2 separate regions of the Homo sapiens genome follow, and region 2 is linked to region 1. The links are chromatin loops, found by intact Hi-C in ENCODE. Cell type or tissue: heart right ventricle. All regions are shown on one strand. Each heading gives the region's core, and the rest is flanking DNA. Links, peaks and the distances in the headings are about the cores only.

Evidence for each region. A loop is a pair of places that touch in the nucleus more often than their neighbours do. Peaks named below come from ENCODE experiments on the same cell type or tissue, not always from the same donor. Only the 100,000 strongest peaks of a DNase experiment are listed, where the experiment ranks them.
Region 2: a loop joins it to region 1, with 5 times the contacts of the local background. A loop is called at or near these places in 107 of 110 quality-filtered maps.

The regions. Positions count from the first base shown.
Region 1 is chr4:76,063,184-76,073,249 of GRCh38, forward strand. It overlaps a transcript of ART3 not described here. Among named protein-coding and RNA genes, the nearest start is that of ART3, 6.5 kb to the right of the region's middle. In heart right ventricle, for the core only: CTCF peaks have their summits at 4,671 (motif pointing left) and 4,873; a DNase peak (open chromatin) is centred at 4,678.
Region 2 is chr4:75,997,961-76,007,697 of GRCh38, forward strand. It overlaps CXCL9 (C-X-C motif chemokine ligand 9), which reads right to left and starts at 9,549. Exons shown (of 4, transcript NM_002416.3): 1 at 9,426-9,549; 2 at 8,188-8,314; 3 at 6,849-6,933; 4 at 3,315-5,739. The coding sequence starts at 9,489. The coding sequence ends at 5,638. SDAD1-AS1 (SDAD1 antisense RNA 1) reads left to right here. Exons shown (of 3, transcript NR_125906.1): 3 at 7,113-7,982. In heart right ventricle, for the core only: no CTCF peak of the experiment used is centred there; a DNase peak (open chromatin) is centred at 5,265; H3K27ac peaks cover 3,219 bases.

The sequences.
Region 1 (10,066 bases), core at 1,190-9,189:
TCCTGGAGGCAGGGATTTTTATTTTGTTCACTGACAACATCCCAACACCTAGAATAGTGCTTGGCCTATAGTAGGTGCTCAGTAAACATTTGTAGATTAAATGTAATGAAGGAATGAGTCATTGCAAAAACTTGTTACAATTATAAATAAGCATATACTAGATTCAAGACATAATTCAGGAAGAGTTAAAAGCATTGCTGACCAAATCTCTCTTAACTAGGTCTTGAATATATTCTCTGTACCTTATACCATTTTAAGCTGGGAGTAATGGGGAGAGAAATGAGGAGTTTAAAATGAGATTAAAAGAAGCTTATAATCTGTAGTTAGGAAGACAAGATTCACAAAAAGAAACTAGGAAAAAATCCTGAATTTTGTTGAAAAAATTAGAAAATGGACTTACAATAAGGTCTCTCCGGTTGTGCCATATATATTCCTTTGATGAGAATTTCCCAATAGGTATTTAAGTAGTCATGTATTTATATATCATTATTTGACAGAGACTCGGAGAACATAAAAACAAGAAAGCTAAAAGTAATATAAAGCCTGCACTTGAAAATTAGTTTAAAACAATGATAGTGAAAAATAGAATAATTTTGGCACTAAACATTGAATTTATACAAATCTTTTAGAGTTTCATGTATTATACAAAGTTCTGAGGAAAAATTATTTTGAACCTAGAATTATATACTAGCCAACTGTTCATCAGATTCACATTTCAAAAATGAAAGCACTGAAAATGTTTATCTTCCATGCATCCTTTTTAAGGAAATAATTTCAGAATATATTCCTACAAAACAAAGATAAATATGAAGCAAAAAGCTGTAGATGCAGTAGCATGAGACAAAAAATAAATTAAAAAAATAAAACCACTGTAGAGTACAAGAAATGGAAAAAGTACCCAGGGATTCAATTGAAAGATTTTCTAGTCTCCTAGTTGTTGGCCTGGAGAGCAGTTTGTCCAGGTTAGAACTGGTCTTCAAGAATAAGAACAAAATGGATTCCAAGCAATAGAATTGGAAATAGAAGCACATTAGGTACACGATGGAGACAAATACTACTTTTCCCAACAACCACCATGATCACCACTACCATCACCACCAAAAAAGGCACTCAGAAACTAAAGGAAAAATAAAAAATTTTAGTGATCTAAATACAAAAGAGACAAAAGTGAGGCATGATTTTAAGGGATTAGTGGAGTATGGGAAAGGAATATTCATTTGATCTTGACATAAAAATGTTTTGTTTTGAGTGTGAATAGTGATCATGACATTGAAACAGCAGAGATGGAAATAAAATCCTAACTTGTGTCTTGTCTTTATACTAAAGAATATATAGCTGGTTGCAATAAACTTGCAGTAAACTATACTTTTGATTTTTAATTTTAGAATAGACCTTTACTTAAAGCATGGCTACAGAACAAAAAGCAAATGTTATTACATTTTGACAACATAAAGATAAAAGAACTACTGATGGAAGCTGGGAGGTGAAAGGCAGAAAGGAGGTGAAGGGAAGGGTAACAGTGCTAACGTCCTCTTATTACAAAATGAGTACCAAAAAGAGAATATTGAAAGTGGATGCTTTAAAATATACTAACAATATTGCTTCAATTATCAGTGTTGGTAGAAAGATGGGAGTTGGAATATTGAGTAAATTTTTTTTTTTTTTTGAGACAGGGTCTCACTCTGTCACCCAGGCTGGAGTGCGGTGGCAAGATCATGGGTCACAGCAACCTCCACCTTCCAGGTTCAAGCGATTCTCCTGCCTCAGCGTCCTGAGTAGCTGGGATTACAGGCACCTGCCACCATGCCTGGCTAATTTTTGTATTTTTAGTAGAGACGAGGTTTCACCATGTTGGCCAGGCTGGTCTCGAACTCCTGAGCTCAAGTGATCTGCCCACCTTGGCCTCCCAAAGTGCTGGGATCACAGGCGTGAGTAATGGTAGCCATAGTGGTGGTGAGTTCAATCAAGGAGGAAGTGTTTGCAAAGCAAAAATTGTGAGGTGCACTTCTTAACACCACAAAGTTCAAAAACAAACAATTACAAATATGGCGAGCTCACTGAGTGCTTTTGTACTGAATCATTTAATCTTGTGCATTTGTATTATTATTGTATACTTTTGGAATTTTTATTATACAATAATTGGTGTTCATTCATTCATTTCCAAACCTGTTCACTTAACATGCCGATCTTTGGGATGTGGGAGGAAACCAGAGTCCCTGGAGAAACCCACACAGACATGGGGAGAATGTACAAACTCCACATAGACAGTAGTCCTGGCTGAGAATCAGGTTTTTTTCTCATTAATGGTATAATGAAATGGCCTTATTCAAGGACCTCCTGAACCTCCCACACTCTGATATAACCCTCCAACACACACACACACACACACACACACTCGTTGAAATCATTACCATAGAGACTCCTTGTCCTTGATAAGAATGTGTCTCTCTCACTGAAATAGGGGGAAAGAAAGTTGAGAATTAAAGCCTAGAGGCCTAAAATCTACCAATAGGATTTGTCCACAAATATAATATTACATTATAATAATATATACATATATGAATATGTTGTATTATATAACATCAATATATTAAATATAATAAAGCAATCTAATCATTATATATTGAATGGTGTAGGGATAATACGCATTATTTTGAAAATACTAAATAGATATATGTTTCATTCCCTTTATAAAGTCTGTCTGTACTCTGTAACCTTTAAGATTATCCTTAGTAGTCTGAAGGAAGGAAAAGGTTGATAATGCCAGAATAAGAAGTACATAGGATAAAGGTGAAAGAAATAGCACATAGGAAGCAATGCCTAACAGGAATTGGGAGTGGAAGACCTGATTCTAGAACAGAGAAAAGGAGAAAAGAGAATTCAGACTCCTGTGGCTCCTCTGGACTGAAACCCTAGAAAGCATTGATGTAGGGGTTTAGAAACACCCTAGTAATTTTCAGGGAATCTTTTAGCAGCAGAGATTTTTTCTTTTCATACTTCTCCTTGTGTTATAGGATCTTTGGGGTGTTGATTTTCTTCCCCTGTAAACCTCTGTTGCCAGTGGGGCCTTTGCCCCATTTCTTGTCCTGCGTCCAGGAAGAATGAGGTATGCAGACAAATGAAGGGTGAGGAAGAAGAAGAGGAGATTTATTTAGTGCTGTAACTGCTCAGAAGGAGACCCACAGTGGGTAGCTCCCCTCTGTGGGCAGGCAGGTCGTCTGTCAAGTGTTCAGCTCTCAACAGAGAGGAGGCCCTGGAGATGGCAGCTTCTCTCTGCTCGCTGGTCATCCTGAGGTCTGCTTTTCTCTGCAGGCAGGTCATTCGGCAGTCTCTGCAGATCTCTGAAGCTATTAGCAGAGAGCGTAATTAGCAGAGAGGGTAGCTCCTCTCTGCTGCTGGTCATCCCATCTTCTGCTCAGCTCTGGCTGAGCCCGGCTATTTATGGACCTCAGAGGGGAGGAAGTGCACACTGGTTGGCCCATGGGTGGTCATGGGCAGGCCTGGAAAAGGCACCAGTGTCCACTCCAGTCAGTGGAACTGGCAGCCTGGGCCCCAGCCTTCAGGCCCTCCCTGACCTGACAGAAGGACCTTACTGGAGACCCACCCCCTTCCACGTGGGACTCTGCCTCCTACTACTCATGACGCCCAGGCTCAGCCTGACTTTGCTCCAAGATTGGAGCAGGAGCCAACAGCAGGGAGAAGCCAAGCAGTGGGAGCAGGCACTTTTAAGCTTGTGAGGGCAGGGGGGCCTTCCCAGGCCCCCAAGAGTGCAGGGATACCTGAGTCTGCTGCCATAGTTTGGGCAGTTGCACCCCTGCCCAGGAGGGCAGGGCTCCTGCCTGCTCTGTGGAACAGGCAGCCCTGGCCACACCTTCCTGCCACAGCTGGGATGATGGCAGGCCAACTGGAGTGGCTGCCACCATCACTTGGGCAAACTGGAGAATTTTTAAGGTCTCTTAGAAAAAGCATTATATTTAACAAGTTGAACATAACAAAGTAGCAGAATGAGTTGGGAAAGGACAAAAGATTCTCTCCAGTTTTCTAAAATCAAAGTTGTCATGATAGAATTCCTAGGTTTCCCTTTGGGCTTAGGGAAGGTAACTGGGGTACAAACCAGTTTATGATCTTCTTTAAGAAGATGCCCGCCAAGGGCAAAGGAGTGCATCTTGAGTTTGTGGGAGGCCCACCGAACAGGGTGAAAGGACATAGAAATTGTTTGTCTTTAGAATGCCCAATGCCAGGAGGCTACGATGGGGGAATTTAGCAAACATTTTCCCAAAATCTATAAAAAAACACTAAATTACTGAGCTAGCAATTAAATGTCACCATTGCTGGAGACCAGACTAACAGCTAGAACTAACAGAGAACAGAGAACAAACTACAATTTTTCCCAGTGTCAGTATGTCATAGTGTGAGGAATCATGTGCAAAAAGGAATATGTATTTCTCTTTATTGGAAATCAACGTAGTTCACAAACCCCCATGTAAAACACTAATCTTGTCAGTTAAAATTTGGTAACAGTAAAAACACTTAATCTTGTCAATTAAAATTTAGTCACTTCAAAGTTGAAAGTTTTCTTTGAATAAATATTTAAATTCAGAGTTCTTTTTCTTCCTAAGAGCAGTGGCCTGCCATTGAAGAAATATCTTGTTCTGGTGCTGACCTCTAGCGGTCATTGGCCTTCCCCGAGGTATCTGATCCTGCTTGGTCTTTGGCTGATAGAAATTTGCACTCACCACTGTAATGTTGTGCCTTGGCATCCAGTCTCTAAAATATAAATACCTTGTATTTATCTTACCACAACCCTAGGCTCCTTTGACTCACCTAGTTCTCTTTCCTCATCATTCATGGGCCATTGCATTACAGATACTTTACTGTGGTAGTCTTCAAATTGGGATACATATATATCTGGGGGTACACAAATTTCAGGGAGTATGTAGGCAAGATAGTTTTTGTTGTTGTTTGTTAAAATTTGCCTTATTTAGGTATGACTTATGTAAATAAAATTCACAAATTTGAAGTGTACAGTTCTGTGACTTTTGACAAATGTATATCATCATGTAACATCTACTACAATCATGATATAAAACATTTCATCACCCAAAAAATGTGTTCCCTCATGCCCATATTGTGGCATGTATTAATAGTTTATTCTTTTTCAAAGCATGTTTATTGAGATACAATTCACATACAATACCATTCATTAAGGAAGACTGGATAAAGAAAATGTGGTACATATATACCATGTAATACTATGCAGCCATAAAAAAGAATGAGATTATGTCCTCTACAGGAACATGGATGAAGCTAGAGGCCATTATCCTTAGCAAACTCATGCGGGAACAGAAAACCAAATATCACATGTTACCACTTGTAAGTGGAAGCCAAATCATGAGAACACATGGACACAAAGGGGGGACCAACAGGCAGTGGGGCCTACTTGAGGGTGGAGGGTGGGAAGGGGAAGAGGATAGAGGATAAAAAAAAAAATAACTGTTGTGTACTAGGCTTAGTACTTGGGTGATGAAGTAATGGGTACAACAAACCCCTCTGACACGAGTTTACCTATATAACAAACCTACACATGTACCCTTGAGCCTAAAATAAAAGTTTAAAAGAAAAAAAATTCATTCATGTAAAGTATTCACTTGTATGGGTTTTGTTTTTGTTTTTGTTTTTAAGAAATGAGGTCTCACTGTGTTGCCCCAGTGGCATTGAACTCCTAGGCTCAAGTGATCCTCCTTTAGCTACTCCAACCACTGTGCATGGCTTAAATAGTTTTTATTGTGTGTACAGATTTGTGCAACCATCACTGCAATCATTTTTAGAACTACTGATACATGCAACAACATTGATAGATTTCATAGTGTTATGCTAAGAAGTTAGTCATAAAAAATTACATACTGACTGTATGATAATAGTTAACATGTCATGCTGGGAAAGGCAAAACTGGTGACAGGAAGAAGATCAGTGACTTCCAGAGCCTTGGGTGAAGGGAGGAGATTGACTACAAAGGACATGTGGTGACTTTTTTGGGGAGATGAAATGTTTTCATTACTCTAAAAAGAAGCCTAGTACGCATTAACAGTCTTCCTCATTTCCCCATTATACGTCCAGCCCTAAAAAAATCAATAATCTACTTTCTGTCTGTATAGATCTGTCTACTCTGGACATTTCATGTAAATGTATCAGTACTTAATTCCTTTTTTTTTTTTTTTTTTTTTGAGACACAGTCTGTCTCTATCACCCAGGCTGGAGTGCGGTGGCACTATCTCAGCTCACTGCAACCTTCACCTTCCGGGTTCAAGCGATTTTCCTGCCTCAGACTCCCTAATGGCTGGGATTACAGGCACGCGCCACCACACTTGGCTAATTTTTGTATTTTTAGTAGATACACGGTTTCACCATGTTAGCCAGGCCAGTCTCGAACTCCTGATCTCAAGTGATCCGCCTGCCTTGGCCTCCCAAAGTCCTGGGATTACAGGCATGAGCCACTGCATCCGGCCTTAATTCCTTTTTATTGTGGAATAATATTCCAGTGTGTGGGTATATCACAGTTTGTATATCCATTTACTAGTTGGTGGACATTTGGACTGAAATCTAGACCACTTTTTGACTATTATATTTATAGATATATTTATATTTATATTATATTATAGATAATACTGCTATGAACATTTGTGCACAAGTGATTGTGTGCACATATAACATACCCAAGATGTAGGCCTCAGAGTGGAATTTCTGGATCTTGGGCATATACCCAAGATATATGCCTAGGAGTGGGGAAATTTCTGGATCATGTAGTAACCCTATGTTTAACATTTTGAGGACATTTGTTCCTTTTTATTGCTGAGTGTTATTTCATTTGTTTATCCATTTACCAGTTGATGACATTTGGGTTGTTTCTACCTTTTGACTATTATGAATCAACCTGCTGTGAACATTTGACAGGTGTGAACATACACTTTAATAATTTCTTTTAAGTATAATGAATTCCTGTTCTTTTAAGTATAATGAATTCCTGTAAGTAGAATTACGGGGTCATATGGTAAATATATAAGTTTAACTTTATGAAAACTGCCAAATTGTTTAAAAAATAGCTGTATCATCTTGCATTCCCATCAGTAATGTATGAAAGTTTCAGTAGCTCCATATTCTCATCAACATTTTATGTTGTTAGTCTTTAATTTTAGCCATTCTAGTGGATGTATAGTGGTTTTAATTTGCATTTACCTGATGCTAATAATGTTGAACATCGTTTTCTACTTGTTTGTCATTTATATATCTTCCTTTGTGAAGTGTCAGTTCAGATCTTTTGCCCGTAATCATTCAATAAAATAATCATTTTATCCTTGCTTGAAAAAGCTACAGTCTTTATTCAATCCAATTTAGCTTAGTCTGCATCTACCATGGAACTGAACGTAGCTGGAGAAAAATACAACCATCTTAAGTGATTTCATTTTAAATTCAGGTAGCCCCTTAATGCAGCCCAGCAATCATAAGGCATTCACTCTTCTCCTTTTCTAGATGACTATTTCATTCTTTCTCCAATTTCTTCAAGTCTCTGTCACTTAAACCATCATCTTTTGTTACTACTTTTTTGAGAAAATTGAAGCAAGTAGAAAAGAATTTTTATTGCAACCCACTTCTTTCCAGCATCTGCCAATATACTGTGCCTTTCCTCCTGTTCATATTAGATGAACCTCTCCTGCTCTTATCTAAGGCCACCTCATCTGCTTGTATGCTATGTCTCATCCCCTTTTGCCTACTCAAGAAGATTGACCCAATCATTCTACCCTCTCTTTGCTATATTATTAGTTTTTTCCTCTATCTACTAGATCATATCCAACATGCTGGTTTTTTTCTGTCTTTAAAAATATTTCTGACCAAGCACAGTGGCTCATGCCTATAATCTCAGCACTTTGGAAGGCCAAGGCAGGCGGATCATTTGAGGCCAAGAATTCAAGACCAGCCTGGCCAACATGGTGAAACCCCGTCTCTAGTAAAAATACAAAAATTAGCCAGGCTTGGTAGTGGGCAGCTACTCTGGAATCTGAGGCAGGAGAATCGCTTGAACTGGGGAGGCAGAGGCTGCAGTGAGCCGAGATAGGGAGGCGGAGGCTGCAGTGAGCTGAGATCGTGCCACTGCACTCCAGCCTGTGTGACAGAGCGAGACTCCATCTCAAAAAAAAAAAAAAAATTCTTGGACTCTCTTCTTTACCTTTTCCCTGGTCCCACCATCAAGCTATACTGCCTCATTCCTTTTATGTCCTTTATAGAAAAACTCCTTGAAAGAGTTGAAGATATTAACCATCTCCAATGTCTCCAATTCCTCTTTTCATTCTTTCTTAGGCCATTCTAACCAGGCTTTCATCTCCACTCTTCTATCAGACCTGCTCTTAAACAAAACTTTCAATATCCTCCACATTGCTAAATCCAATGGTCAGTTCTCAGTCCTCATCTTACTTGACCTATCAGAAGCTTTTAACACATTTGATCTTTCCTTTCTTTTGTAAGTATTTTCTTCACTTGAGTTCCAGGATACTTTTTCCACACACGGTCTTCTCCATGTCAATCAATGACAACTCCATCCTTCCAGCTATTCAAGCTAAAAATCTTGGAACTATTCTTTACTCCCCTCTTTTTCTTGCAGCCCACATCTAGTTTGTCAGTACATCCTATTGCCTCAATCTTCAAATTATATCCTGCATTTAAGTCTAAACATTTTTTTTTGTTTTTGTTTTTGTTTTTGAGACAGGGTCTTACTCTGTTGACCAGGCTGGGGTGCAGTGGCACCATCATAGCTCACTGTAATCTGCAACTCCTGGGCTCAAGAGATCTTCCTGTCTTAGCCTCCCAAGTAGCTAGGACTACCGACATGTGCCACTGCACCTGGCTAATTTTTAAAATTTTTTTGTAGAGACAAGGTCTCCCTGTGTTGCCCAGGCTAGGACTCCTGGCTTCAAGCCATCCTCCTGCCCTGGCTTCCAAATCTCTGAGATTACAAACACTTTAACTGTATAATAAATTGATATCTTTATAGATCATTTCCATTTACTTTTTTGTGAGTTATTACATTTTTGAAAATACAGTAGACTTTTAGAACCCACAAATGCTTTTCCTTATCGTATCAGGAAATACTGTGTCTAATCTACAAAAGTCGGATTTTTAACAGGCTCAAATAAAAATGGCCTGTTTCTAACAACCAAAGAAACAACAAAGCAACAACATAAACATACACTCAGACATCCACTTCATACCACCTCAGCAACAGCAACAACACACATACACACACATCTACTTCTCATTACGTTTAATGCTGCCTTCCTGATTCAAGCCACCATAATCTCTGCTTGCATTATTATAATAACCTGTCATTTAGTCTTCTTACATTCACCCTACAGACCATTCTCAGCATAACAGCCAGAGTGATCCTCTTAAAAAATAAATCAGATCATGTTATACCTCTTTTTAAAACCTGTGATTTGCTCCTTTTCTCTTAGAGTGAAAGCCAGTGTTCTTACAGTGGCCTGCAGAGATTGACATGGTCTTCCCACCACCCCCTTACATCTCTGACCTTATCTTGTACTACTCTAATGTTCCAACCATATTGGCCTGCTTACTATTCCTCAAACAAAAGTAGGCATATTCTTGTCTCAGGGCTTTAGTACGTGCTGTTCACTGTGTTTGACTGCCACAGTCTTCATGGCTGATCTCTTTCAAGTCTTTGCTCAAATACCACCTTTCAGTGAGTCTTCCCTAACAATCCAATTTAAATTGCAAACACTCCATGCGCTCCTAGTCTCCTTTGTGCTACTTATAAACAAAAGCCAAAACCATAGCACTCACTACATTCTAACATACTTGCATAATTTACGTACTTATTTTAGTTATTTGACTGCCTTCCCTCACAAGAATATAAACTTCACAAAGGCAAGATATTTATCCATTTCGTTCACTGGTATATCTCTAGTACCTAAAACAGTTCCTAGCACATTTTAAGGACTCAAATATTTGTTCAATGAATGAATGAAAGAAATTTGGTTAAAAACTGGAACAAAACAGG
Region 2 (9,737 bases), core at 1,738-9,737, 65 kb before region 1:
TAAAATTTGTTCAGGCACAGACTGCTTTCTAGTATAGCAAAATAATTGAAGATTTTAATCATAGAACAATCCTTACTAGTTAAAGTCATTTTATGACAGGGCATGGAGGTGGATATCAGTGTGGCCAGGAGGATTCTGGGATGGAGTCATGGGAAAAGTGGGACTTGAATCATGTGTAGGTGGGAGTCAGATGAGTTGGAAAGTAGGACAGGGCGAATAAAAGAATGAGCAATGCGAGGGCAGAAATGAGCATGAGATGAACATGACAAGAGTAGTTGAAATTGATTTGGAAAAGGCCTAAAATGAAAATTTAGGGTGAAGTATATGTCAATCAACTAAAAAATACATATTAGGAGCTTCCTAAGTGCCAGGCACTGCTCTAGGCATGCAGTAGTGGGGAAGACAAAGTTTCCATGGTCGAGAAACCTAAATTTGTACATGTGGTAGGGTAGGAGGGAAGATATAAGTACACACATTATTTTAAAAGGTAATTGTAGATTGTGATGGTTTGATCATTATATCTAATCATGATAAAAGAAAATGAAACAGACTCTAGCCACCGGATTTTTAAAATTGTGTACCCTTCTAGTTAAAATTAGAACAGCCATCCCATCTATGTATGTTTTGTTCTCTTGTTAGTTTATATTAGCATTATTAATATGATCTTCCACAGGAATTTCTTAGCAGGAGTCTTTTAGAGCCACTTGCCCATTTTGTGAAGGTTGGCTTAGTGAGCACTCTGTCTTGTAATCCTTAAATCCCCTTAACTACATGCACATAAATGGAAACTCATGTTGCAATCTGCAGAAGGTGAATGACTGAGTGAGGGCACATGCCAGCCCCTCAGTTGTGGCGATGTCACCTTTTCCTCAGGAATTTCTTAGCAGGAGTCTTTTAGAGCCACTTGCCCATTTTGTGAAGGTTGGCTTAGTGAGCACTCTGTCTTGTAATCCTTAAATCCCCTTAACTACATGCACATAAATGGAAACTCATGTTGCAATCTGCAGAAGGTGAATGACTGAGTGAGGGCACATGCCAGCCCCTCAGTTGTGGCGATGTCACCTTTTCCTCAGGAAATTAGCACATGACAAATGATTTACAGTCAATTTTCAGTTTTTTCTTGTTTTTTAGACAAAAATGTAAGTTCTAAATATTTTCATCAACTCCATAAGGTACACACACTGGAACCACTACCACTACCAGAGAGAGAGTCTGGGGAAAGAGTGGTTATTTTACTAAGGGTCATAAGAGAAGGGGACTCTGTGAAGTGACATTTAAACTGAGACTTAAGTGATGAGGCAAGAACCGCCATGCAAAGAAGTGTGTGTAGGCCCAGGTGTTTCAGGGAAGCAGAGCCACTATGAGTATTATGAGGATAAAAATTTACTATAGGATTCAGATCTCACAGATGAGGAAGGATCTCAGGGAGTGAACATCTAGAAGGGAGAGTCAGGGGATCAGAGGAAGAATCAGTGACTGGTCCATCAGAAGCACTGGGACAGTTGGACAAATAGAGCTTGTGTGAAAAATCCAAGAAGTTAAGCCCGTTCAGCGCCAAATTGGGGCTGCTAGGGTCTATGGGAGCTGTTGCTTCTGTGTAACTACCGCCTCTGTGGGTCCACTGCCAAATATCTGGGTGGGGGGCCTGGGACCATCACTGATCATGAGGCCAGCAGTCCTGAGCATAAGCTGAACATGGAGGAAAAGAGCAAGGACAAGCTGGGATCCACTGGCTACCAGTGTGTCTGTCAATATGTCTAATCAAGATTAAGGGTCACTCCTTCACTTTTGATTTCCAAATCTCACATGAGTTCTTCTTTGGCTAACTATAACCTGGAACCACACAGGGAAGGAGATTCTGGGAAATGTAGTTGTAAGACTAACCAAGTTGATATAGTACAACCCAGAACCACAGGGAACAAAAACCCCAGAAGGCAATGAATTCAGTGTGCTCAAGAGACATACAGAAAAAAGGTGATGCTGAGGCTCAACAAAGGAGGGGAGGGTAGAGGGAGCATGATTAGATAAGCAGGCAGATCCCAGCTTATGTTAGGCCAGCTCATGGTATGTTTTGACTTAATGCTAAGCTGCAGGATTTTAAGCAAGGTGGCAGCATTCTGTAAGTTATTTTTTAAAAAGATTATTCTAGTTGTCATGGAAGTTAGGGAAGCAAGAGAAATGTTGAGAAGAAGAGCCAACAGGGAAAACAGCAGGCTACTGAGGTAGCTCAGGAAAGAGACAATGATGGCCTGGACTAGGATTATAAAATACAGATATTGAGAACTGGTCAGGAAGCCTTTTAGTCTCATTTCTCCAACATGTTTTTTCAGTGCTGGAAACATTTCTCTCTCTATGAGATGTAGGATCCATCTGCTGCAAGGAAGATGCAGCAGAGGTAAGTGGTTAGGGAGGATCTGGGACAAACATTGAGGACTTTCTCTGCACCAAGACCTATGCTGAACCTGCTCCTCACAACAATCTGGAATGAGGAAAATGATGCACTGGGAGGTTAAATATTATACTTTAACCAGGGTCACACAGTTAATAAGTAGTGGGCCCCTGATTCTAACCAGGATATCTCAGAATCCAGGATCTTAGCTCCTTCCAGAGTCCTGTTGCCTCTCAGGTGAAGGCCCTTGTGAGAATTCATGTCTACCATTAGCAGCTGTTATCTGCCCGAATATTACACCTGTCTGGCCTCTAAAGTGTACATCAAGTGTACAGGCTGATGCTCTTCGTTCCACTCTCAACCTTCTTAGAGACTCCACGCTGCGTAATGCCTCCAGCCCAAGTTTCCTGGACCCTTAAATAATTCATTCAGTGTTTAGGTCTCCATCATAACTACTTGAGGCTTTACAATATTTAAACATATACAATTTTAGGGATAGAAAAGAAGACGTGTTGGCTTCCTGGGGACACACCTCATTGGAATAGTGTTACTCTTGAGGATTAGGAAATACATTGAATTCTACATAATGCTTTTTTTTTTTTTTTTTTGACAGAGTCTCACTCTGTCACCCAGGCTGGAGTGCAGTGGCATGATCTTGCCTCACTGCAACCTCCACCTCCCGAGTTCAAGTGATTCTCCTGCCTCAGCCTCCCAAGTAACTGGGACTATAGGCGCATGCCACCATGCCCAGCTAATTTTTGTAATTTTAATAGAGATGGGCTCTCACCATATTGGCCAGGCTGGTCTCAAATCCCTGACCTCAAGTGATCCGCCCACTTCGGCCTCCCAAAGTGCTGGGATTATAGGCGTGAGCCACTGCGCCCAGCCCCACATAACTCTTTTAAATCAGTGTTGTTGTAAGGCAGTGTTGTCATATTTTCCATAGGTTTTTTTTCCTGTTCCCGATCGACCCTTTAAAGAGCTTTCATGTGTTATCTCAACTAGTGTTACACTTTATTTGAGAGAAAGCTAAAAAGTAAATAAGGACATATAAGATTTACTATTAAACATTCAACAGTTGAAGGGTACATTCAAGAGAAAAAAAATCAAGATCTGTTTTCTGATTAATGGTCTATTTATTGATACCATTCTATTTTAACAAAGAAAATATTTCAAATTACAAGGTATACAAGTCAATACTGTTTTGAAGTGAAAAATTATTTGCTTTGAGAGTGTATGCATGTATGTATATATATGATAAATGATTATAACGTGTGTGTCAGTGACAATATGTAGTCTTTGGTTGTTAGTTATATACTGTCTACCTGTGAGATGCAAGGTAAGTGGGTCACAGACTCTCAAATTTATGAAACACTTAGATTTTTCAGGGAAGTTACATGAAGGAACTAGGGAGTTTCATGATTAGATAAGACGTTCGGGTGGGATCTCCACCGGACAGCACTCTAAATCATCAGCAGTGTGAGCAGTGATTCAATTTGGGAAAGTGAGTATAGGTTTAAATTCTGGCCACAGACAACCTCTCCTACACAATTCACTGAACCTCCCCTGGAAGGAGGTTTCCACATCCTGCAGAGGCTAACTGGGCACCAATCATGCTTCCACTAACCGACTTGGCTGCTTCCTCTAGCGCTTAGTACTTCACCGTTCCCTTTCTTCATGGGAGATGGTGTGGTAATTGATAATCACAATACAAACTCTGAAACAAGTAAACGGACAATAAAACTCATATTTGCCTAAAATGAGTTTCGATAAGGATCTCGGTGGCTATCTTGTTAGATCTTAGAAAGCTGAGGCTTATTGAGAAAGCCCTTTTCCTTCGGGAAAAGGAATTTTTGTATGGTTGGGAAAAGGTTGGTCACTGGCTGATCTATAAAGTCCTTTTCATTGTAAGATTATATGATTTTCGGTAAACTGTATATTTTTTAAAAACAGTCCAGAATATCCGCAAGTGTTTTACCACGTGCTTCTTATTGTTGGAGAAGCTGAGCAAACATCCTGTCATAAAAAGACAAGGATGTTGCATCATCCCTGGTCCCTGTAGTGAGTGTCCTGAAGATAATAAGTAAGAGGTTACCAGAGGCTAGCCAACATGGAGTAGCCAGGAAAGAGCCAGCACCTGCTCTGAGACAATGGTCTGGTTGCCATCCTGCCCATAACAACATCAATTAAAAAATTATTAAAACCTAGTTCCACAGTATTATTAGGCACTGTGGAAGAAACAGGGAAATATACTGTGGCTCTTGCCCTCAAGGAGCTGACAATCTGGTTGGAGAGATAGGATAAACACCCAAGAATTAGTTAACCATTGAGTGTTCACCCATGTGGTACTGAACCAAGTGAAACAGGAGTTTTAAGATAATTTGTGTGTCCAAAAAGGTTTATTTAAGAGGCAGGACTTGAACTAAGCTGGACTGAGTGAGGATGAATTGGGAGAAGAAAGCACTTCTGTGGGGTGTTGGGGACAAGATGAGAAAGGAGTTGACTCAGATAAATCAGAGCATATGACAGGTGCACTGGAGAGAAGAAAGGCACTGCATTGTGGTAGGATGGAGAAGAGCTGACTTGAATGAAGCAAAGGGGAACAAAAAGAAATAAAGTGGTCAGCCTGAGCGGGCAAGATGGAATCACATGGCTTCCAAAGCCAGAAAGGAGGCTCTGAAAGCCACACACTGGTGATCTCCAGTGGTGATACCCAATAACAATCAGCATGAATCTCTCAGACACATTGTGTGTGAGGCCTGTAGGCTGATTCAAATACAGAGGTTGATGGCCACAGCAGCTTGGTGAGGTCCAGCTCAATTTCAAACTGCTTGGCTCACCAGCATGCTAACAGGCTTAGGACTTGCTGACATGTGCCTCAGATACTCTCTGGAGGCTGCAGTACGTGGAAGCCTAGGGCTGCTCTTCCAGGCAGCTGTTGTGAGTGGGATGTGGTTGGGTGAACATCTGTGTAGACATGGGTATTGCTAAAATCATGGCCTTAAGCATGATGAAATTCAACTGGTGGGTGGTAGAAGAACAAAGACAATCATAGCCTTTAACAATTCTTAACGTTTGGATTCTTAAAATCAACTTTCTAACTTTAGTTACAATTTCAGAGTAATGTTTTAAATTTTCTAGTCAAATTAATAAGCCTTTGTATTATATGCCATCCTCCTTTGGAATGATAGCGGTATAATTAAAATAGAACATTTTTAACACAGAATACTTATTGGTGAAGTGGTCTCTTATGTAGTCTTCTTTTGACGAGAACGTTGAGATTTTCGAACTTTCAGAACTTTCTTTTTTTGATGTTTTTTCCCATTCTTTTGCTTTTTCTTTTGGCTGACCTGTGAGAAGAAGGGGAAAAAGGGCAATGTTTCTGAATCTTACCATTTTTACTTCCTTTTATTTGGACTCTCCTGATCATTGTCTCATACCCACATAGTCTCAAAACCACATTAAAGTCACTTCACTCTCAGAGGGGCTCCCTTAGATTCTCTCTACTTTGCTCACTTTGAGGAGGAGGCAACAGCCTTCAAACTGGCTGTCTTTTGTCTATTCTTCTGGCTTATTACATTCTCCTGGCAACCTTGCTTACCACTCACCTGCCCCAGCTACAACCCTCTGAAGGTGGCACTATTATCATCCACGTTTTACATAGGAGGAGGCTGAGTTCTGGAGAGGGTGACTTTCCCAAATCTAGACAGCTAGTATGTGGCAGAACCTCCAGTCTGTGAGACTCCAGAACCCAATCTCCCACCCACATATTCTGTGGCTCTCTTCAAATCCAACTCCTTAGTATGCCATGCAGGATTCCTCCCGCTTTGTCCTGATCTACTTTTCTGCCTCAGTCCCTTCACTCTCTTCACACAAACTCCAGCCACATTAATGGAGGCTCCCTGAACACAGCAGGTTCTCTCATGATTCTACTCTTCTGCTCATGCTGTCCTTACCTTCCTGGCAAATTATTTATCCTTCAAGACCCAAATCAAATATCACCTGACATGAGAAATCTTCCTTAACACTTTCTCCTGCCCCATTCCCCCAGCAAAGTTAAGTACTCCCTCCTCTATGTCGTCAAGATTCTTGTGCATACTTTTATATTTCTCACATTGTACCATAATTATTAGCATATGCACTACAACAGGAAGGGACTATACCTTATTATCTTTGTATCCTGTGTCTACCATTCAATTCATTACATATTTATTGTATTAAATAAGGACAAGCTCTGTACCCCCAAGGAACACACATTCTTCCAGTGGGAGACAGAGAGGGGATACTATATGTAGGAACCTAATTTTGTCCTAGGAACAAAATAGAAGCACCATAATATGAATGAAAAATGTATTCTTAAAAGTTATGTATTCTTATAGTGTTAATGAAAAAGCAGATTCTTTGTCTTCTAAAGTTAATTTCTAAAAGAAAGAAAATTTTGATCTTCCTTTTCACCAACCTGTTTCTCCCACTTTTTAATCAGTTCCTTCACATCTGCTGAATCTGGGTTTAGACATGTTTGAACTCCATTCTTCAGTGTAGCACTGCCAAAGAAATAGCAATGAGATAGTTTTTTCTCATTAATAATTTAAATGCTTCTTCTCAGAAATAATGAAAATCAGTATGAATTGTGCTGAATTTTCTAATGAAACTACTTAAAATTATTTCCTAGGACAAGATGAGTCACTGGTTGAATTTTTTTTTTTTTCTTTTTTTGAGACAGAATTTCGCTCTGTTGCCAGGCTGGAGTACAGTGGTGCGATCTCAGCTTGCTGCAACTTCCAACTCCTGGATTCAAGCGATTCTCCTGCCTCAGCCTCCCGAATAGCTGGGACTACAGGCATGCGCCACCACGCCCAGCTAATTTTTGTATTTTTAGTAGAGACAGGGTTTTACCACATTGGCCAGGATGGTCTCAATCTCTTGACCTCATGATCTGCCCACCTCAGCCTCCCAAAGTGCTGGGATTACAGGTGTGAGCCACTGCACCCGGCCCTGGTTAAATTTTAAAAATTACTTACAGTAGACTGTCTGGAAATAATTTAAATGTTCCTTTAATTTTTCTGTATAGTCTGAGAATAAGAGTAGTCAAGGATGACTTATAAAGACAAAATATGCACACATCCTTCAACCTAGCAATCCTAATCTCTAGAAAGGAAAGAATTACAGACACAATACTGCCACAGTAAGTTTTATTTCAGCAGTAAAAATTTGGAAATAATCTATATTTCCAACAATAATCCTGGTCATATAAATTATGGTTTATCCATATGATGAAATACAGTTTGGCCATTAAAAATGACATTAAGTAAAAATGACATTATTAGAGATTTACTGACACGAGAAAATGTTCATGATATAGTGTTAATGAAAAAGCAGATTACAAAACAGTGTATAGTATATGATTTAATTTTTGTGCTTATATACGTGTATGTAAAAACATATCTATGTTATGTGCACACGAAGCAAGTAAGGAAGATTTAGAAAACTGTATACTAAGGGGTTAACAGTATTTGTCACTCAAGGGTAGAATTATGCGTGATTTTTATTTTCTTCTATTGTGTTACCTGCATTAAACATTTTGTACAATAAACATGTGTCATTCTTGGGGCCTAATCTACCAGAAATTCCTTGCATTTTTAAGGAGAAGAAAAGAAAGGAGCTGCCCAAATTTATGGAGGGGGTAACCATCTGATTTTTAAGTGTTTGTATGGGCAAGCACTCCAAGGGTAAAACTCATGCTAAATTTAATGTTCTTGCCAATATGGTGCATGCATGTTAGCTGGGTTGTTACTTACATGATTTCAATTTTCTCGCAGGAAGGGCTTGGGGCAAATTGTTTAAGGTCTTTCAAGGATTGTAGGTGGATAGTCCCTTGGTTGGTGCTGATGCAGGAACAGCGACCCTTTCTCACTACTGGGGTTCCTGAGGGAAAGAAAAAGATAGAACACATCAGTATAGGCCAATGTTTCAGTTTAGGTGATCTATCAAAATGATACACTTGACTGAGTCATGATTATTGCTATCATTTACCGAGTGCCTAAAAATAATCACCACAAACCTTTGAAGGAGGTATCATCTCTATTTTATACATAAGGAAACTAAGGTTCAGAAAGATTAAGAACAAAGTCATACAGCTTTTAGGGAGCAGGGGCAGGGTTTTAGCCCAGATCTCTCTGAGTCCAAAGGCGTTGCTCTTAACTACCACACCGTAAGTCCGTGGGAGAAAAAGAGACTTTCACAATATTTAATAAATGCCTATCACAAGACAAACAGATAACTAATTCATGTATGCTATGCTGATCACAGTTTCTTAAGCAACTCCTAAACCATCTATTATTTATTATCTGACCTTAAGGAATGGAACTGGTGTTGGTGTTGAATAGAAAGCACTCCTTTGTAACCAATCACCACTTTCATCCTCATCCTCTCTCCTCCCCACTGCCTTGCTTTTCAATAGTGTTTTAAATTTTTGAAAACCCCTTAAAATACATTATCTTAATTCTTAAATTCATATATTTACTTGGTACTTATTGTACCATATGCCATACATTGTGTAGCAGTCAGAAAAGGTATAACTACAAAGTTCTATTTTACAGATGATGAGGAAACTGAGGTCTAGAAAGATTAAGTAATTTGTCCAAGGTAACAAAGATAGTTAGTAAATAGATTAGGGACAAATTCTCTGATTATTGGTTGGATCCTTAATTGGTTAGCCACAGATATACTTAGCAAAAAACAGTATCAGGGAGAAGAAAATAATTTAGGAGATAGAGTTCTCATTATTACCCAGTTCAATGAACATTTATTGAACACTTACTAGGAATTCATACACCTAGACTACAAAGACTTGTGTTTGACTTGGCAGATCGAAGTTATGAACTTTGGATAACTGGTCATGTCACTGAGAAGCTTTTATGACTGACCAAATATTACTCTTCAATGCAGGCAGAACATTCACCTTTATCTGGCTAATCAAGATTCTTTTACAGTGAATCACTTCTCTTACTTTACAACCTAACTCAGAACCCCTTACCTTGCACTCCAATCAGAACCAGCAAGATGATGCCCAAGAGGAAAAGAACACCACTTTTCTTCATAGTGATAGAATGGAGTTCCAAGTCACTCCTGTATTGGATTTTGAGCCTGAGAAATTCTTTAGAGAACACATTTTGGGGATCATATTTATTTAGGATATTCATTTCTCTCCTAAACTCTGATTGGCTAGTATCTTTAGCTGAGCTAACTAAATTGACCACAAACTTGATTGTGCTGGGGGAAACCCTAGTCTCAGATCCAAGGGAATTTCTGCATGTTTTTATTTCCATTTCACATAAATGGGTGGTTT